Linked DNA regions of Homo sapiens: region 1 is linked to region 2. The links are chromatin loops, found by intact Hi-C in ENCODE. Cell type or tissue: mesothelial cell of epicardium. All regions are shown on one strand.

Region 1 (5,000 bases), 160 kb before region 2:
TCCCCTCTAGTCTTTTGTCTAACTTCTTTGTGTATTGTTTGGAAAGAAGAAAAGTTCTAAAGATGACCTAAAAACACACGCTGAGGCCCAGGGAGGTATGTGTGTGCAGTTTTGTGTGGGTGCCTACATAATGCCAGACTTTATTTTGACGTGGCTGCTATAATTGGATTAAATAAAGTGAACATGCAAACAGTCATGAACGCATCGGTTGGGTTTAAGGAAAGCAAAAGAGAAATGCAATCTGCTTTCCCTATTGGAGATGAGATATTAATGATCTCCTTGCATCAGTCATGGAGCTACAAGTTAGCCAGAAACAGAGCTCTTCTCTCAATAAGCAAGCTGGCACCAAAGGCCTTCCCGAATGCGGATTTGCCTGGAGGAGGTTCCTGGCCAGGCTCTCGACTGATTTGCCAACTTTTGTTTAAACATTTGCTTGTTTATACATCAAAGGAGGTTTGGGTCTGATGATTAGTTCAATGTCAGAAAAGGGGAGCTAGGGAGGCAGCTCAGATGCCATCCCGGCCTCCAATAGGAGAATGCTGCCTCTGGCAGATGGGGTTCAGACCAGAGAAGAGAGAGAAACTTCTCTATACCACTTCTGACCTGGGGCTGGAATCTACCTGCCTGGCTTTCTTATATTTGAAATGATAGCTGTTTCTCTTACTATGCTTTGCCTTACTTTAAGCATAATACCCATAAATCATGGGTTGGAGTGGCTAATTTTATAAATTGTTGTCGATACATATAAGGTCAATACCTAACTTTCATCACATGCCCACTTATAAAGGGCCCAAAAGAATCTCCCATGTCCCCAGTGGACATGAGAGTTATTGAACATAAGAGTTATTGAACATTTTTGTAACATCTTAATTATGTGTATATTATCATCAAGATTCTTCTCATATCAACAACACCATCATTATCACCACTACTACCACCACCATTGTGATCATCATCAACTTAATAGGCGCAACTAACTGTCCCCAAGGGCTTTTCCATATATTAATTCTTGCAACAACTCTATGGGATTGGTATGATTATCCTCATTCCCATCTTACAGATGAGAAAACTGATACACAGGTAACTCACGTAACTTACCCAAGGTCACACACTGTGAGTGGGTATTAGAGTTGGCCCGTGAATCTTGACAGTCTGGCTCCAGAGCCTGGATTCTTAACTGCTATGCTATGTGCTTTATGTAGCATCCTATACAAGAGGCCCCTTAATATTCTGCTCTAAGCCAACTTTATTATTTTTAGAGACATGATCTCGCTTTGTCACCCAGGCTGCAATGCAGTGGTGCAAGCCTCAAACTCCTGGCCTTAAGCGATCCTCCTACATCAGCCTCCCAGGATGCTGGGATTACAGGTGTGAGCCACTGTGCCCGGCCTCTAAGCTAACTTTAAATAGCTTCAACTGTTTTCTTTCAATGTAGCCTTATTCGAAGCATAATATCCATAAGTCATGGTTGGAGCAGCTAATTTTATAAATTTGTTGATACACATAAGATCAATACCTAACTTTCATAGCATGCCCACTTATAAAGGACCCAAAAGAATCCCCCATGTCCTGGTGGCACATAAACACACTTTGCAAAATGCTGACCCTAGGAAGTAGGGGAAGGACCTACCCTCACCCATGCAAAAAGATAATTCTATTTACATTCAGCAGGATTTTCTTTCATCTGCACACCTCGAGAGCGTAAACCTGCAGGTCCTCTCAAATGCAGTCACTATGGAGTAATAAAAGAACACAGGCCTTAAAGTCAGACGGAACCAGGTTCCATCTCAGCTCTGTCGTTCACTAGCTGTAGGGCCTTGAGTAAGGTAAAGCGACTCTCAAACCTCAGCTGTATTCATTTCTGAAATGGGGTAACACCTGCTAAATGAAGGTGAAATGAGAAAATGTCCTGGAATGCGCCCAGCGTGGGGCCTTCCTGTGGCCAGTGAGGATGCTCCATCTCCCCAATACCATGATCATTATTTGAATTTTATAAAGATGGAGAAACAGAGGCATGGCCTGTCGAAGCCATTTGCTGACATCCCATGGCTGTGGTATAGAAGAGCTGGCATTTCGACCCAGGTGGCTGGACTCCAGCATCTATGCTCTGGCACTTCACACACTGTGTCCCAGGGCTAACATGGGGGCCCTGGTGACCCTGGATGAAGTGGAGAAATTAGATCAACCAGGGAAGGAAAAGTCTCAGAAAAACTCCGATTTTCACTTTCCAGCTCCCTGGAAGAGGCCTGTCCCCACACACTGAGACTTGAACAGGTTTCAGAGATTTGAAAAACTTCTCTGATGCTCCCTGAGCCAAGGCCAGGGACTTGTAGGGATGTTTCCAAATACCTGATTATTCAGGCTGAGAGTAAACATGCGGCCACCTGCTTCTGCAAGCCCTGCTGAGGCTGCCTGGGAAAATGACAATTGTGCTACCTGTCTTGCAATGTATCTAGTGACTTTACTTTTGGAGGAAAGCAAGGAGAAACAGTGAACACAACCCTCCCCTTCATTTAATAACAGAAACAATCAGGACCAATTTGGCAGCTATTAGAATACTAGTTTGCCTTTATGCCATCTCTTCACAGTGGGAGCCAGAAGTCCAAATTGGCTGCTAAAGGTTGGAGATGAAGACAGAAGGTCAACATTGCTATTAGGAGCTACGTGGAATTAAAAACCGAGGCACCCCGTGGCCTATTCTGTATTTCACTGCTTGCCTTTGTTCATCCCCATCTCTCTGTCTTTCAAGATCTCTGCCTCTGTCACCTCCTCTTTTACCAGGGCTGGTCTGGACACATGAAATACCAGAATGGGAAGGGAATTTGGAGACTTTCTCATGCAACCCCCTTGTTTTTCAAAGGGAGAAAATGAAGTCAAGAGAAGCAGAGTAGCTGCCTCAAAGTCACCAGTGCATTGGAAGAAAGCAGGCCTAGAACACAGAGAGGCTTCATCACGTGAGAATTATGAGCTTGGACTCTGTGAACACTCACTTGGGTGTGAGTCCTCCCCGCTGCCCTAGTGCTGTGAGTTTGAGCAAGTAACTTCATCTTTTTGAGTCTCAGTTCCCTTATCTATAAAAGGAGGCTAATATATTGCCAATAATCCCCACCCAGTGCCAGAAAATTAAACATACACACAGAAAAACAGAACTAATAGAGAGTCTGGGCCTGATGATATAATTTGCACAGCTTGATTTAGCCATACCTGAAGTCAGCCCTAATGTTTTAGTTACCTGATCTGGTAATGTTCTTTACCCTTAAGCTAGTTTGAGCTGGGTTTCTGTCATTTCCCACCAAAAGAGTTCTCCCTAACACATCACCAGTGAAAGAACTTGAGCAAGCCACGCCCAGCTCTGGTCACTTGGGAGGGACCATGGATGATGGGCTATAGGTAGGCTTATTCGTGCAGCAGGTGAGGCCACAGCTAACAAAGAGGGAAGTGGCCAGTGAATGGGACATTGGCTTGTTTTACTATTAAATTAATGCTGAATCACTGCCCTAACTTCCGGTAAATGAGAAAATCCCAGCTGGGGACTCACACGCAAGAGTTGGAAGTTGTGAGCTATTCTGTCAAGAGGCCTTTGGGTTTTAGGGTCTTGGAGGGAGGTGTAAGAAGCATTTCCTCAGCCTGAGACTTCTTTATGTTGTCCCAAGACATCTGGGTACCACCTGTCAATTACGGATGCACATCAATTATACAAAATGTACTCAGGCACCTAGAGGCAAAATTCAGGCCCATTCTCCATCTATTTCTTTCTCCTACCAGCAACAATTTAGTTCTATGCTTATCATAACAATGACATAATCATCACCATCACCATCATCATAAACATTTACTATGCCAAATGCTGTATATGCAGCATCTCATTTAATCTTCTCAATGAATAAATGAGTATAGGTCTATTAATATTTTCAAATATTATGAAACCAGTTCAGAGAGGTTAAGTCACTCGTCCAATGCAACACAGCTAGAACACAGTAGATCAGAATTCCAAACCAGAAGGTGTAACCTCACAGTCCCTGTTTTTAACTTGTGCTATACTCAGTTCCTAGCACAGTGCCTGACAAATAGTGCTCAGAGAATAAATCCTGACTAGGCTGAAATAGTTAATACTAGGGTGGATGTAATTCACACACAAGTTGATACATTTACAATGGGCTCCTTTCTCGAGACACAACTTTGCACAAATCACCTATTAGCTGCTACCTGGAGAAGAAGAAGGGTTTTTCCTTCTCTACCTGAGGGCGAGGAATACCAATGTCTGAGCCACTTCTGACAATTAACCACCTCCATGGAATCCTTGCCCAGCCCCACTTTGCTCCTGCAGCTATGGGGCCAGAAAAACTTGGGTTCAAATTCTAGCATTTAACCAGCTGTGTGATCTTCAGAAAAATCAGGTAAACTCCAGAAGCTTGACAAATGGGGAGAATAATTCTTACAGCTGCATTGAGTGGCTGTGAAAACAAATATGGATCCTATACAAAAAGGGCCCACTTAGTAGGAACACAATACACAGTGGCCATGATTCTTCTTACTCATCCAGCCAGGCCTCTGTACTCTTAGTGGCCTGAGCGTAGTAAACTAATCTGTGCTAATTTACAGAGCATCTTCAAGTTCGGGTGTTGCAGAAAGAGGCCTCCTTTTTAATGTAAAGAAGGTAGGCTGTGAGTAGGGGCAGGAACAATCCATAAATAGCAGAATGAAATCAAAGTTTCAATTTAGAAAAATGATACAACACAAGGATTCTAGGGTTACTTTTTTTTTTTTTTCTATTTTGAGATGGAGTCTCCCTCTGTCACCCAGGCTGGAGTGCAGTGGTACAATCTCCACTCACTGCAACCTCCGACTCCCAGGATCAAGCGATTCTCCTGCCTCAGCCTCCCAAGTAGCTGGGATTATAGGTGTGCACCACCACACCCGGCTAATTTTTGTATTTTTAGTAGAAATGGGGTTTTACCATGTTGGCCAGGCTGGCCTCGAACTCCAGACCTCAGGTGATC
Region 2 (5,000 bases):
CAAGGAGCCCAGCAGTATCAGCACTCAGGAGCTGGTTAGAAATGCAGACTCCCAGGCCCCACCTCAGATGGGCTGAATTAGAACCTGCATCTTAACTAGGTCCTCTGGTTCATGTGAGCAGCCTCGTGGGCTGCTCATGGGCTTCAGTAGCCTGCTCATCAGAATCATCTGGAAGATTTGTTAAACTACAGATTGCTAGAGCCCTGCCTTCACCCCCAGTATGTGATTCCAAGAGTCTGGGGGTGGCAGGTGAAGGTGCGTTTCTTTCCATTTCCCATGTGATGCAGCTGCTGTTGGTTCAGGACCACGCTTCGAGAACAGCTGCCCTACTGCTCAGACCCAGGCACACAGCTTAGTTTCCAGCCAGATCCATGGGACTGTGGGTGAATTCCTTCCTTCTTCAACAACGTTGATGCTGATTTCATGCTGTTTGTGCAACTTAGGCAGTAAAAAGTTTCCTTTCCCCCTTGTGTGTATTAGTCTGTTTTCACACTGCTGATAAAGGCATGCCCGAGACTGGGTAATTTATTAAGAAAAATAAGTTTAATGAACTCACAGTTCCAAGTGGCTGGGGAGGCCGCACAATCATGGTGGAAGGCAAAAGGCACGTCTTACATGGCAGCAGGCAAAAGGAAAATGAGAGCCAAGCAAAAGGGGTTTCCCCTTATAAAACCATCAGATCTCATGAGACTTATTCACTACAATGAGAACAATATAGGGGAAACTGCCCCGATGATTCAGTTATCTCCCACTGGGTCCCTCCATGGAGGGAGGGAATTATAGGAGCTACAATTCAAGATGAGATTTGGGTGGGGACACAACCAAACCATATCAATGGGGGTTTAAGCAGAGGTCTGAGGCCCAGAAAGGCCTTCTAGAAGAGTCAAGGTGTGAGCTGGAGGATGAAAAAGAGCTTGCCGACAGACAAGAGGAAGAGGGGCGTTCTAGACACACAGCACTGCCCAAGCCAAATGAAGCAGGCGTGAAGCCAGGCACGCCCAGGGGGTGACTCATCTGCTGTGCCCAGAGCTCAGGCCAGGTAGGAGGGAGATCCAGGGGAAGGGTAGGGCCTGGAGATCACAGAAGTTCTGCCTCCTGTTACCTGTAAGATCCCTGCTGGCATAGTACTGTGAAGGACTCAATGAAACATCCCTGAAATCCTCATGATCATCAGGGCTGGCATTCCTGTAGCGCTTACCATGTATGGGGTCTTGTCTCAGGGCCTTACCCGCATTAACATGTTTTTCTTTCTAACTTAAAAAAATAATAATTATAGACTCACAGGAGGTTGCCAAGATAGCAGAGTTCTGCACTCCCTCACCCAGCTTCCCCCAATGGTGACATCTTATGTAACTGCAGTGCAATATTAAAACCAGGCAATTCACATCAGTACAATACTGTTAACGGGACTGCAGATTTTGTTTTTGTTTTCACCCATTTTCAACATACTCATGTGTGTATCCGTGATTCTATTTACTGTTTAATCTTCACAGCAATCCTATTATCCCATTTTGCAGATGGGAAAACTGAAGCACAGACAGAATAAAGACAGAATAAAGTGACTTGTCCAAGGAGCTCGAATTCAGGGAATCTAGCTCTAAGCTACTATGCAGTGTTACTTCTCCGGCAAGTTCTGGTAACTAGTGCAAACTCGCTCATGGATCAGAGATGTTTCTGAGGGTACTCATATTTGAAAAGGACTTCTAGGTGTCAAATGTAGGTTCCAGACCCATCCCAAAGAACCGGATCCTCTTGGAAAAGCTCCCCCTGGCCGGGGCTGAGCAGGGAAGCTGGGAGAGAGGGCATGTCCGCCCAGGGCCATGGCCACAGATCCCCAGCCTTGTTGGCTCCTGGATAGTCTCTATCCCAGCTCAAAGGTGTGCCTGTCTGCCTCATCTGCTCTCAGGTTTCTGGTCTGGTGATGTTCTCGGGACTGGCCTGGGCTGCCTGCCAACACCAGAACTAGACAAAAATCTGCAGTTCTGAGCCTCAGCCCCTGCCCCTGGAGCCCTGGCAACTTCACAGAGGCCTGCTTGTGAGGCCAGGAAGCAGGAAGCTGGGCTGCTCAGCCCTCCGCCAACCTCCAGGCCCCTGGCTGCTGGGGCTGGAGGAGGGAGAGAGAAGGGGACAGACAGGACATCCAGTAAAGCTGTAACACCACCAAAAAAGGCCTCCCACACAAGCCAGCCTTGGCAGCCAGCGACCTACCAGACAAGGCCCCCCTTTCCTGCTGACTTTTATGGAGTGTTGGGCTCCTTGGAAGGGAATGTTCCCTGTGCTTAGAAATATGTGGAGATGATCTATGCATGTGGACAGGGACTGCTTAGACCCATGCACACAGCTTGGTTTCTAGCCAGATCCGTGGGACTGTGGGTGAATTCTTTCCTTCAACAGCATTGATGCTGCTATAATGCTGTCTGTGTAACTTAGGCAAGAAAAGGTTTCCTTTCATTAGAGGGGAAAACATCCAAACCATTAAAAAAAAAAAAAAGTTCATAGGAATCCATGATAGCATTGGGAGTGGTTCTGCCCAGACATGGAGCGACTGTGGTTAGGACCCAAGAAACAGCCTCATCTGTTAACCTCTCCAAGACTCAGTATCCTCAGCTGAAAAGTGTGGATTAGGCTGGAAGGATCCAGCCCAAACTATGAACCTACAGGGAGAATGGGAATAAGGGGATATAATTAAGGGGCTTTTATTTCTATTCTGTCCAGAGATTCAAAATGCAGTTGCCTCAGACAGGCCAGGCCTCAGCCATGTGTCAAGGTCATCAGTGATAAATCAATCCACCCTGGGAGGGTCAGGACACTGGAGAGGGTCTGTCCAGCCAAAAGAACATTAGAACTCAATTGTTTTAAGACACTCTGCAGGCCAAACCAAACTTGTCGACTCACTAGTTACTAGCTTTGAATTCTAAAGTCGACTCTTGTCCAGAAATCATTTCAGGAGCTCCAAAATCTCAAGATCAGGAGATCCTAGAGAAAGATTAGAAGCAACAGGCCCCTTGTGTGTGGCCCTTAAGTTAACACGTCACTGGCTCCCCAGCAGGGAACCTGGTGGGCCCTGACTTCAGGAGCCTCCCCAGGCCCACTCATCACCCACAAAACAGCACCCTTGGGGTGCTGCAGAGAGGGAGGAAAAGTGCTTAGTCAGCCCACCCCGCTGCACGTTGCCGAGTCAGTCATTTTTTTAGAGCCCTCTAGAAACCACTAGATTCCAGGTCCTAGAATATGCACTACAGGCTTCCCTTGGAGCATGAGAAGTACCTCTCTGACTCCCACCAATTGCTCCTCCATGAATGGCAGCCATCCATCCATCTGCTATCCAAGAGAACGCATACTGGGTGAAAATGTATGCACAATCAGCTGAGAGCAACATGCGAAACCAAATTATTATCTATCCCCTCCCATTCCAGGAAAGAAAGGCCTGTGATGAAAGACACAGAAACAAGAAAACCACTACACTAGTGAGAGAAAAATCAATAATCAAAGTGATAGAGGAGAAACTTGACAAACCAAAGCTAACAGAATAATTATGATTAACATTAGATGAGGCTCTGAGCTCCCTGGTGGCCAAAGCAAAAAGGGATGCTTTGTATTATATAACTCATATACAACTTGACAGCTAGAAGCTTAGCCAAAGAAAAAGAGAAAAGTTCAGTCCTGGTACGAGTTTGTCAGGCAGGTGTGTAGGTGGCGGAGGTGATAAAGTAGAGAGGTGAGAGGTACCCAGGTCAAATGCAGCCTGGTGGGCCAAGGTCAGGCCTTGGCTTATACTGAAAGAGGCATGAGGAGCCACGTGGCGGGTTATTCGCAGAGTCAAGACTTCATCTGACTCATGATTTAAAAGAGCAGCTCTGGGAGCTATGCTGGGGATGGCCCACCTGGGGAAAAGGCAGAAGGAGGGAGGAAGATTTAGAGACTACAGAAAAAAGCCAGGCAAGTCCTTAGGAGAAAATCCATTCTCCTTCCTAGGACTGACTTACAAAGCTCAGCATGTCCTGAACCTGCCTCTCCATTCAACCCAAACTCATTTCTCTTTCCCTCCCTCCAGCTACCCTGGTCTCCATCTATCTCCTGCCTTGTGGATGCTCTTTGTCACCTTGTGCATTTGCACATGTTCTTCCCCCTACTGGCATGTTCTTCTCCCCAGCCTCATCCTTTGCATCTCAGCTGAAATGTCAGTTTCCTGGAGAGCCATTTCCCAAACCCCTATCACAAGTAGAGAATTCTCGCTCCCCTAACTCTCAATTCTAGAATCTTCTGCTTCTATCTCAGCACTAGTCACAGCAGATCGTTATTGTAACACTGTACCTATGTGTTGGTTGTTGGTTTTGTCCCGTCTCTCTACCAGGATGTCTATTATTCTAGGAAGTCAAAGATAAGTCTATTCCCATTGCATTTCCTCCAGCCCCATAGCATAAGACTTGGCACAAAGTAGGTGCTTAATAAATTATGGCGAACAAATGGACCCCATGAGGCAGACACAGAATTAGCTTCAGGTTAGAAAACGGAAGCTCAGAGAGGCTCAGGCAACTTGCCCAAGGTCACCTGGTGGTAGATCTCAAGTCTGACTCCAAGGCTAGGCCCTTTGACCCTATACCCAGTTTCTCTGAACTCAAATTAGATGACCTTGCCCTGATCATGCCTCGGCAAGTCCCTGGTAGGAGGTCCTTACCACTGCATTAAACCAAGATCTTAGCGCTTTGACAAAGGGCCAACGAGAACATGAAGATGATCTGTAAAGTCCCTAGAAGACGCCAGGAGAAGCTTAGGAAATTGCAGCCGCACCTGGGTCAGATCCCAACAGAGTACAACAGCAAAGGGGCACTAGGAAATAGCCCCCACCTGGTTGGCCACACTGCCTCCACCTTTCACCACTCACAACACAAACTATTCTCCCCGAAGCGCACAGCTTTTATCTGATCAATTTTCTAGGCTGTGGAACCAAACAGTGGAATCCACAGGAAATTAAGCTTATTGACTCAGTCTTTGAACAC

Evidence for each region. A loop is a pair of places that touch in the nucleus more often than their neighbours do. Peaks named below come from ENCODE experiments on the same cell type or tissue, not always from the same donor. Only the 100,000 strongest peaks of a DNase experiment are listed, where the experiment ranks them.
Region 1: a loop joins it to region 2, with 9 times the contacts of the local background. A loop is called at or near these places in 1 of 110 quality-filtered maps.

Annotation. Positions count from the first base shown.
Region 1 is chr16:17,152,190-17,157,189 of GRCh38, forward strand. The region is part of intron 6 of XYLT1 (xylosyltransferase 1); the gene reads right to left. Among named protein-coding and RNA genes, the nearest start is that of XYLT1, 320 kb to the right of the region's middle. In mesothelial cell of epicardium, no CTCF peak of the experiment used is centred here; no DNase peak of the experiment used is centred here.
Region 2 is chr16:17,311,212-17,316,211 of GRCh38, forward strand. All of the region lies in intron 2 of XYLT1 (xylosyltransferase 1), which reads right to left. Among named protein-coding and RNA genes, the nearest start is that of XYLT1, 160 kb to the right of the region's middle. In mesothelial cell of epicardium, no CTCF peak of the experiment used is centred here; a DNase peak (open chromatin) is centred at 2,070.